Linked DNA regions of Mus musculus: region 2 is linked to region 1. A link is a loop called in an ENCODE intact Hi-C map of the cell type or tissue named here. Cell type or tissue: left cerebral cortex. All regions are shown on one strand.

Region 1 (5,000 bases):
GGGTGGCTCAGCTGTCGGCGGGAGCTGGGTGGCAGGCGTGTCCTGCTTAGGGTGGAGCCCAGCGCGGCTTGCTGAAGCTACTAGCCCGAGACTGTGGGCGTGGACGCGGCAGCCCCTGCACACCTCTTAGCTCTATGGATCGGATCCCCAATCTGGGCCTCACTGGGAGCGCGCACTTCAAAGTTCCACGCAGCTCGGGCCACGAGGGGCTTTTCCTTGCTCGGTTTTATGAATGAATGGGCTCCCCGGGGCCACTGATTGGCTGCGCAAGGACCACCCCATAGGCCTGTGGCCGGAGCGGCCAATCCTGGGGCTGACGGTGTGCTGTAAAGGGCTCTAGGCCCTGCCCTGGCCCGCCCCGGCCGCACCCCCGCGCGCATCCTCCGGGTGGTAGGCTCAGGTCCTGGTCACAGTCTGCTGCCTTTCTGCCGAGTCACCCTTCAGAGAGCGTTTTCCTCCTGCCAGCCTAGTCTGGGTGTGAGTCATGGGGCCAACAGCAAGGAGGGGCTCAGGAGGAAGAGTGTGTTTCCTGGAAGCCACCGGAGCAACGGCAGTGAAGGCAGGCCAAATGCTAACCCCACTGCCTTTGCTGAGCGTGGCCTTTGTACACCCTGTGCAACCGGTGGAAGTTCCCCCTTGTGCGGGCGCGTGAGGGGTGTCTTTGGGGCCAGCGGCAATGGAGTCAGCAGGCGTTCTCTGCTGTGAAAGGAATTTAGTTCCTGGTACCAAGAACCTACACTCTTCTAGCCACGTCTTCCTAGGAGGCCTTTCAGTTGTCATTACAGAGGCCTGCTGTCTGCCTGCCGATGTTAGGTGTACAGGATCAGGCCGGCCGGCTCTGCAGTGTCGGAACACAGTGACAGAATGTGGAGGACACCAGGTGGGCACACACCAAGCATTCAGGAACGGGAGGCTGAGCAACAACTCGGGAGCAGTCTGTTAAGTCCTTGAGGCTTCCTGGTTTAACATTTTTTTGGGGTGGGGTACATTTGTAAAGCATGTATGTGAAGATAAGAGTAAAACTTTCGGGAGTCAATTCTCTCCTACTTTGTTGGGTCTCTGCCTCCAACTTAGCATCCTCCAGCTTGTCTGCGATGCCTCCACCCGCCCAGCCGTCTTATTGGTTCTCATGGAGCTCACAGGCAAGCAGAGATCTTCCTTGAGTTCTTTTGACTGTTCACTTGCTGGTCAGCCTGGCAGTTCTCTCTGGTCTAGCTTAGACCAGACTTTCGGGCATCAGAGCCTGACTGCCTCAGTTTCCCATTTGAGTTGTAACTACAGCCTGTGGTGGACTAACACTCTTCACAGAGGTTTATGCTACAGATGAAAACAGGCTCCAGGGTTGAGTTACCTGCTCTGTGGCTACTGAGTTGCCAAGTGGAAGCCTGGTCTTAGGCATCTTCTACCAGAGTTCTTAGCCTAATCCTTGTTCTATGCTATGGCTGTGGTTGGGTAAAATATCAAGAGGGGATTTCATGCCTAGGAGTTGTTCTGGTTTTCTTAGAGGGGTGCACACAGGACAGGGTGCAGAAATAGAAACCTTGTATCGTATCCCCTTAGGTCTTTAAAACACTAGTCTTGTGAGTGTGATTGTCATTTTGTAGGTAGAGATAGTGGCTCAGAGAGATGGGGTGGTGTTGTGTTTTACCGAAGGTCACACAGCATAGGCAGGATGGATGGCAGAACTTGGTCAAGATCTCTGCCTGCCTGTTAGCTCAGGGCATGAGTTGATGTAGAAGGGAGTGTGGTGTGGACAGGAGGGCCTTCTGCTCTTCACTTATGAAGGTGCATAGGTGGCTGGTAACCTGAGATGGGATTAGGAGATCTTTGAGGCAGTCGGGCAGCTGCTTTGGTTTGAAATGGATGAGGCAGGGTTCTGGGCAGATGTTCATGGTGCCCGTGGTGTGGAGAAGAACGTATGTTGCACACGGCTTGACTCCCTGAGCTTGCTTCCTCGGGCTCCCGCCAGGATGCCTGTCTCCATCTCTGTTCTATATTAGATCACAGGAAGTCTCGTGGGACTGGCAAGAAGGGGAGGGGAAGGTATTTGGAAATTCTTCTCCCCAGAACTGGAGAGATAGCTCAGCAGTTAAAATACTTAGTGCTCTTGCAGAGGACCAGAGTTGAGTTCCAAGCATCTACACCCACGCCCAGCATCTCACAACTGATCTGACTCCCTCTTGTGGCCTCTGTGGGCACACAGAGACACACACTGAGGACACACCATTCCGGGCCACCTGCTCAGACTCACCCCACCCCTGATACTTCACTCTGCTCTGTCCACAGGGGGCCTGGTTGCTCAGCCTCTCTTTGCCCTTAGGCTGCAAAACAGAGTGGGGGGAAGAGTTGTAATGTATGAAACTGTCCAGTGTAGGCACAATGAACCCAAGTGTCTGATGCAGCCCAAGTATGAGGGAGCTGAAGGGAAGGAGGGAGCTTTTGCACTGAGGAGACTGAGACAGGCTTCCTATAGAAGGCTACTGCAGAGCTCATCCCTAGAAGAGTCACTTGAGACTTGTCATCATAAAATAAGGGACACAGGTGGGGTACAGTGGGGCGTGCCTTTAATCACAGCAGTTGGGAGGCAGAGGCAAAAGGATGTCTTTGAGTTTGAGACCAGCCTGGTCTACACAGTGAGTTTCAGTCCCACTAATGCTACATAGTGAGACCCTGTCTCAACAAACACAAAAGGTGGGACAGACCTCATGCTACAGAGGTCACCACCAGTTCTCAGAGAGGTAACCCGACTCAAGTCATACAGCTTGTCCTTGGCTCTGGAACTCACACTGAGGTCTTGATCTTTAGCTTCAGGGAGGGTTCTTGGCCCACAGCTGGCGGGCTAGGGAAGGGAAGCACACTGGAGCTTCAGTTCCCAAGGTGCCTTCAAAGCGGAGGAAGGGTCTGTCGCCCTAGGGCTCCAGCCAGGGGAAGTTGGGTGGGACTCCAGCCTGTGGGTTCACGTAGGCCTGGGTTTCCTGTTGCTTTCTGGCGTCTGGGAGCAGAGGTGGGGATTCTGGTCGCTGGCCAGGCCTTTGCTCCTGGACCATCAAACACAGCACCTATTCACACTTGTCAAGCATTCGGGAACTCCAGGCAGCTAGCCCGGGCCATGTGCCTCTCTCTGCCGGTGCTCCTCAGTCTATAAGATGGTTGAGCCTGGGAGGCCTGAGCCATCTCCACCTTGTAGAAGCTCAGAGGGGGTAAGGAACAGTGTGTTTAAGTAAAATTGCTTCAGTGTGCATTCAGGCATGCAGCCACGGAGCCTGCACAGGCCCCCCCCAGGCCTCCATTTCTCATCCTGAGGTGTGTGAGACTCCCGACTGCCCCAGCTCCTGGAGTGCTGGACTGTTTTGTGGGAGATTGGATCAGGAAGCTCCTTCTCTGTACTCACCTGCTTTTCCCTTGCCTTAGCTCTCTGCCGCCATCCATCCATCCCACTCAGTGAAGAGCTGCTATAGCCCAGCCTCCCAGGCTTCAGGCCCACTAGATGGTCCTGGCCAGGCCACAGGGATTCCAGAGCTTGCCTGGTGGTGGCCTTATGAATGATGACAGTTTGGCTACAGGTCCTGGCTTGTGATGTAGCACACATTTGGCTGTGGGGTACAGTTAACCAAGACACCAGGCCCAGCTTCATTGTCCCTTTGGATAGATGACATCATTGACAAAGAGCTGTTCTTCTCTGAACCTTGGCTTTCCTGTCTCAGCTGTTGTGCCACCTGAGGATGGAGCCTGTGCTGTGACTTCTTTGTTCCTTGTGCCCGCTGCCCTCCAGCCTTTTCCTGCGTCCTTCTCTGAGCCCCGCCACCGCTGCAGCTCCGTCACCTGCCTTCTGCTTCTCACCTCCAGGCCTTTGTGTGTGCTGCTTGCTTTCTCAGGACACTGTTCCCGCCCATGCTCCCTGCGTTCCCTGTGGTTCTCAACCTGTGGGTCATGACCCCATGGGGGGGGGAGTCACGGATCTGATATTCTGCATATCAGATATTTACATTATATTTCATAGCAGTAGCAAATTACAGTTATGAAGCAGTTACAACATAATTTTGTAATATCATAATGTATAATAAATAATATTGTAATTATATGAGGAACTCTATTAAAGGGTTGCAGCATTAGGAAGGTTGAGAACCGCTGAGATGAGGACTTTCTCTTTGAAGAAGGTGCCTCTGTTCCCTCAGGCTGAGGTAAGGGACTTCAGGAATACTGAAATCCCAACTCTGTGCAGCCCTGAATCAGATAAACTCAGCTGTCCCCTTCTGGCTGAATGGCCCTGGTGACAATAGTGTCTCCTTCTTAGAGATGTGTGGTAAACTGAAATGTGCTCAGTGAGCAGGAGGCGAATGATGGGTGGCAGTGGGTAGCATGGTGGGCGAAACTCAGCTGAACACCTCTAAGGTTGCTACTACAGCAGCCACCCAAACCCTACTCCACAACAAGAGTTTCTGAAGGCTCCAGCAGGGGGTGTGGCTCCAGTAGGGGGTGTGGCTCCAGCAGGGGGTGTGGCTCCAGTAGGGGTGGTGGTGGTGGTGGTATGTGTGGCTTCAGGTAGTGCATGATGGTACAGCCACAACGGAGGTGGCTTCAAGGATACCTAGAGGTGCAGAACGTATTCAGGGAGGGCTGGGGAAGAAATGAATCTTACAGATGTGGCTGGTCTCTGAAAGTAGGCTGGGGCTGGGAGGGGCAGATCCTGGTGGGCAGCCTCTTACTTCTCTCTTTCTAGCTGAGTCTGTTATACCGTGACACTGCCACAGGCTCCAGGCTTGACTAGCCGTCTGTGCCGCTGGATTCTTCCAGCAGGACTTGAGGGTGCTGAAGGCTCTCTCTTGGGCTTTCCATGGCCCCTCCTGGGTGAGAGTCCCCTCAGTTTCCAAGGCTGTAGCTGGCTCATGGCTGTGTCTCCCCCCTCACCATCCCCCCCCCCTTGCTGCTGCTGCTGCTGCTGACTGACAGCTTTCCTCCTCGGAGAATGAGGTAGCAGGTGAATCCGAGGGACCTCAGGG
Region 2 (5,000 bases), 82 kb after region 1:
GGATGTGATTCTATTTGCTATAAAGAACCTTAGAATTTGGCAGGCTCTCTGCTTTCTGGACACACTTGTCAGTGCTGCTTGCTACTTTAAATTTTCTTCTTCAACTCTTAGAACAATAGATGGTCATTGTAGAAAATACAGGAGCTATAGAAAAGAGAAAGGGGGAGTTCTTTCATATCCTTAATAGACAGCCAGTGATAACATCTTTTTGGTTTCAGAAAGGCTCTTATTATCTAGCTATGACTGTCCAGGAACTCAGCTATAGTGGTCAGGCCAGCCTTGAACTTTGAATAGAAGCATGTGTGTCTCCTCTGCCCAGCTCTACCTAACATCTCCACGTGTAATGTCTTAGTCTTAGAGAGCACCAGGAGCTGAGGCAGGTGGTGCATGCTTGTAATCTCCAGTACTCGGGAGGAATAGCGCAGAAGATCAGCTCACGCTGCGAACCCGAGATTGTGTTACTTACTTTGAAATACCCTGCCTTTAGGTGTGGTGTGGCTCAGCCTTAGCACACACCTGTAATCCAGGAGCTTTCCGCTTGAATATTATAAACATGATTAAGTCGACCATAGGCCAAAAGGCAGAGCAATCAGTTGACAGAGAGTGAACATAGGAAAAAACTAGAGAGTAACAGGGAGTTGGGAGAGCTGAGAGGTGCAGGACGTAGAAGGGAGGGGCATCCAGTTTGAAGGAGGAGCTTCGGAGACGCTTCTAGGACATTGGTTGATGAGGAACGTCAGCTGGGCGCTTTCTCTGCCCCTCTGAGCTTTCACTCCAGTATCTGGCTCTTGGAGGCTTCATTGATAAAACCAAACAATTCAGATTTTGTTTTAAAGAAACAACATAGGAATCTCATGATTGAGCCATTCTGATGTGTGTATATATATAACAAGACCCAGCCTCAAAAACAAACAACTTTTAGCCCCCTCACCCTGTGTTGGGGTGGAGGTAGAACTCTTTGTTTAGGTTTGTGGTACTAGGAGTTGAACATAGAGCATCTATCCATCACTGACCTGGTTTCCAGCTCTATGTATAGTTTTGTTTTAAAAGCACAAGAGACAAAATCTGTTTTAGAAATCACAGTTTTTCCCCTAAACTTTATATATTTTCACAGTAAAAACAGCATGGCTTCCTAATATATCATTTTAGTAAGTGGCCCTTGTTAATGGACATGTGCTTCCTCAGGGTTTATTACTGTAAATATCTTTATAAGGAGCATTTTTATAGTAATCGGGGTTATTAATTTTTTTTTGGTATTTGCCAGTTTTCCTCTGCTTCTTAAACATTTTGGTTTTCTTTTGTGTTTTAGGGATCCGGAAGGCTTGCGAGTATTTTATTATCTTGTCCAGGACCTGAAGTGTTTAGTCTTCAGTCTGATTGGATTACACTTCAAGATTAAACCAATCTAGATATTGGATATTGTGGACACAAGGCGGGTGGGAGTTTTTAGTTACCATAATTAGGATTTTTTTTCTGTATATTGGGGCAATTTTTATAAACAATAAATGATGATCTTTAATAAATGCGATAACATCTTTTTTTGTTATTTTTCTAAACACCTGAATATGTGAATTCTCAGTCTGTAAGATACAAACATTCTGTGGGAGACTTGACAAAGCAAAGAAAAAAACAAACCTAAGCAACTAAGAACTGCCATTTACAGGAAATGATGGGGAAAGGTTTAAAAATTCAGTGAGGGCCAAGGAGATGGTTCTGGCAGGAAAAGCTTTAATGCATAAACTTGACCACTACCCACAGCCCTGGGACCTATGCTGGGCCTGGACTAAGCCACCCAGGAGCAGAAAGCGATCCTGTCTGAGCAAGGTGGAAGGCAAGAACTGACTCAGAACTTCCACCCCTTTGCTGTGCCATGGGTGTGCGCTAGCACACACACTGCTGAATATTTTTTTCAATACATTGAAGTTGAGAACCCCATTAGCAATATTCTAGGACAAGGTACCTGGGTTTTGTTTTGACCACGCCTCCCCTCCCTTTCCTGTCCAGGATGACTTTGAACTTGGGATCTGTCTCCCAAGTGCTGGGATTTTAGGCAGGTGCCACCACACATAGTTCAACCTGGATTTTTAAGTTTCAAGGGAAATGGAAACCCTGAAGATTTACAAGATGACTAATTGCTGGAGTTATAGCTCAGTAGTAAAACACCTGACTAGCATTCATAGCTTCTTGGGCATAAAATTTTATTGTGGTTGGGCATTTATTTTTTATTTATGTATATGGGTACATTGTAGCTATCTTCAGACACACCAGAAGAGGGCATCAGATCCCATTACAGATGGTTGTGAGCCACCATGTGGTTACTGGGAATTGAACTCATGACTTGTAGAAGAGCAGTCAGTGCTCTTAACCACTGAGCCATCTCTCCAGCCAATGGCTGGGCTTTTTAACATATCCTTTATTTCCGTATGAAGGAAAACTGTTCAATAGGTAGATTGGCAGGAACTTTCTCTTGCCATTACTTAAATTTCATGGCTTGCTGAAAATAGCTGATTAGATGGCATCAGAAGGAATGGGACTTGATAGGGTTCATTGGTCTGAAGGGACACGAGCCTAAATACATATCCTTAGAGACATTCCATTCTGAGACAAGGTCCCAAGCATCCTCAAGACTTTTCATACTCCGTTAGGGATATCATTAATATGTGACATGTCAGGATGCCAGACTTCTGAGACACTTAAAGACCAGTCTGGTGGTGTCCAACAGGCAGGGGGATGGCTCAGCGGTTAAGAGAACTTGCTGCTGTAGTAGATGACCTCATTTCTGTTCCTAACATCCATAGGGTGGCTCTATCAGTGTGTCACAGAGTGTTGCGGCCGGCTCACATGTCTGGGTTCTAGCCTGGGAGGCATCTTGGAATCTGGAAGAGAAGAGGGAGCTAGGCGGCGGGAGAGAGAATGGAACCAAGACAACTAGTCTGCTCAAGGTTCAATTTTACTATTCCCAGGCACTGGTTTATGAAGAAGGGGAAGGAACCCATTCCCGCCAAATCATCCTTGGAGTCCAGTTTCAGGTGACAACTTGATTAACTCCGGAACTGCTAGGCGGCAGGCAGTAGCAGTGGGAGTGGTAGAACGATAAGGTGGCAGGCTCCAACCCCCCCCCCCATGCTCTCTTCGTGCTATCAGTGAAACCTGTTCAGCCAGGTTTCAGGCTGAGGGGGGGGAGGGTACAAGAGGGTTATTTATGGTGCCCTCTTTTAGCCTTGGTGGGAGCTGCATGCATGTGGAGCACATACATACTACCTGCCAAAACCAAAATAAAATTTAAAAAGACTGGGCCATAAAAGTGGGAGCCAAGCATGGTGACACACGCCTTTAATCCCAGCATTCGAGAGGCAGAGGCAGGTGGATCTCTTTTGAGTTCGAGGCCAGCCAGGTCTACAAAGCGAGTCTAGGAGAGCCAGGGCTATAATTACACAGAGAAACCCTGTCTCTAAAAAATAAAAATGGGGCATGTTTTCGAATGTTGGTGCTCCCAGCTCCTGCAGTGTCGGTTAAATATATGACTAAGGTGGGGGAAAGTCAGCTCTGTTCAGGCATAGCTACCACGAGGACATGGACACAGGGCAACCCTGTGGGAAAAGTCGCAGCATCAAATCGTGTACATCCAGTGGGCAGTTTAGAGGGCGACTACCCATCATCTGGGAGGCTGCAGCGTAATCTGAGCCTCAGGACCACAGGTAGTGAGAAGTCGGATAGAGAACCGAGAGCCTAGAGAGGTCTGGCAGAGGTTTCCAGCCCGACTATCTTGCCTGCTCAGTGAAGGCACAGATTGAGAATCAGGAACCATCTCTGGCATTTGCGTTTACATCGGTTCCAGCAAACCTACCGAAAACAGCCGAGCCCGGCAGGTTAAGGAGGGACAAGCTAGAAAACGCCAGCCTACAGTACCACTCACTAACGCCCCGCTCCCCGCCCACCCGCACTGAGGCTGCGCGGCGACGCCGGCCTTTTACGACGGGTCGGAAAGCAGCTGTCGCAGCGACTTAACGTGGACCGGCAGCTATGGGGGTAAGGAGAGGCTAGTCGCCATTGGGGCATCCCGTCTGGTAGTAGCCCAGTGAGAGATGGGTCCGAGGCGGCGAGGGGCTCAGAGTGGCGAGCTCAGAGCAGGAGAGAATGGAAGGCGTGAGGCTCGGGTGGCGGGGCTTGAGTCGGGAGGGGCGGGGTGGGGCGTGGCACGCAGCTGAGCGGACGAGGCCTTGCACTCAGCGTGTCCCGCCCTCTTCTCAGAAAATCGCACTGCAGCTCAAAGCCACGCTGGAGAACGTCACGAACCTTCGGCCAGTGGGCGAGGACTTCCGGTGGTACCTGAAGGTGCGACGGAAGGCGGGTTCCTCTAGGGAAGGGAGGAGCATCCGGAGGCAGTGGGGCATCTTAGGGCTCAGGGCCCAGCCTTGATCACAGTGTTGAACTGGGAGCTTTTCTAAAAGTTCCACCGGGTCTGAGGTGCTTAACCAGGCATCTAAGTGAGATCTTCAGGATGGAATTTTAGATTTTATTTTTATTGATTAAACGTTAGTCTTATGTAATCTAGGCTGGCCTTGCGCTCTTTATGTAGCGAGGGATGACTTTGAACTCCTGATCTTCTTACTAGGATTACAGATGTTCGGCCTCCTCACACGGTGGAGTTTTGTGGTTTTATCCCTCTTCTGTTCTGGCGGGTATATCTGAATTTGGGGCCTCACGCTAGCACTCTCCTGATGTGAAATCCTTCCAGCTCTTAGTTTATAAACATACACGGAACAAAATATCATTTGAAGGGACCCTGTGCTTACTTAATATAGTGAATAAACCCACCTTGTTTTATTTGCTGGCTTTACTTATTGGGAAAGTTGGCCACCCTTTGACCTCACACAGTGCTAGTAAACTGGGTAGGTACCCTGCCCTAGAGGCCCAAACAGTGTGACACCCTTCATCGTCCCAGGCTGTGCTTTATTCTCCTAGTCTATCTCAGTGCCTCACATACCCAACCAAAGCCA

Evidence for each region. Peaks named below come from ENCODE experiments on the same cell type or tissue, not always from the same donor. Only the 100,000 strongest peaks of a DNase experiment are listed, where the experiment ranks them.
Region 2: a loop joins it to region 1, with 2.1 times the contacts of the local background. A loop is called at or near these places in 1 of 42 quality-filtered maps.

What each region holds. Positions count from the first base shown.
Region 1 is chr4:107,803,490-107,808,489 of GRCm38, forward strand. The region is part of intron 2 of Lrp8 (low density lipoprotein receptor-related protein 8, apolipoprotein e receptor); the gene reads left to right. It overlaps Lrp8os2 (low density lipoprotein receptor-related protein 8, apolipoprotein e receptor, opposite strand 2), which reads right to left. Exons shown (of 2, transcript NR_151515.1): 2 at 2,544-5,000. Among named protein-coding and RNA genes, the nearest start is that of Lrp8, 3.7 kb to the left of the region's middle. In left cerebral cortex, a CTCF peak has its summit at 2,170 (motif pointing left); DNase peaks (open chromatin) are centred at 106, 319, 891, 1,115 and 1 more place; H3K4me3 peaks cover 1,901 bases; H3K27ac peaks cover 2,502 bases.
Region 2 is chr4:107,885,868-107,890,867 of GRCm38, forward strand. It overlaps Magoh (mago homolog, exon junction complex core component), which reads left to right. Exons shown (of 5, transcript NM_001282737.1): 5 at 1,310-1,557. The coding sequence ends at 1,409. It overlaps Czib (CXXC motif containing zinc binding protein), which reads left to right and starts at 3,959. Exons shown (of 8, transcript NM_001347160.1): 1 at 3,959-4,029; 2 at 4,252-4,335. The coding sequence starts at 4,024. In left cerebral cortex, a CTCF peak has its summit at 2,271 (motif pointing right); DNase peaks (open chromatin) are centred at 3,983 and 4,293; H3K4me3 peaks cover 1,710 bases; H3K27ac peaks cover 1,563 bases.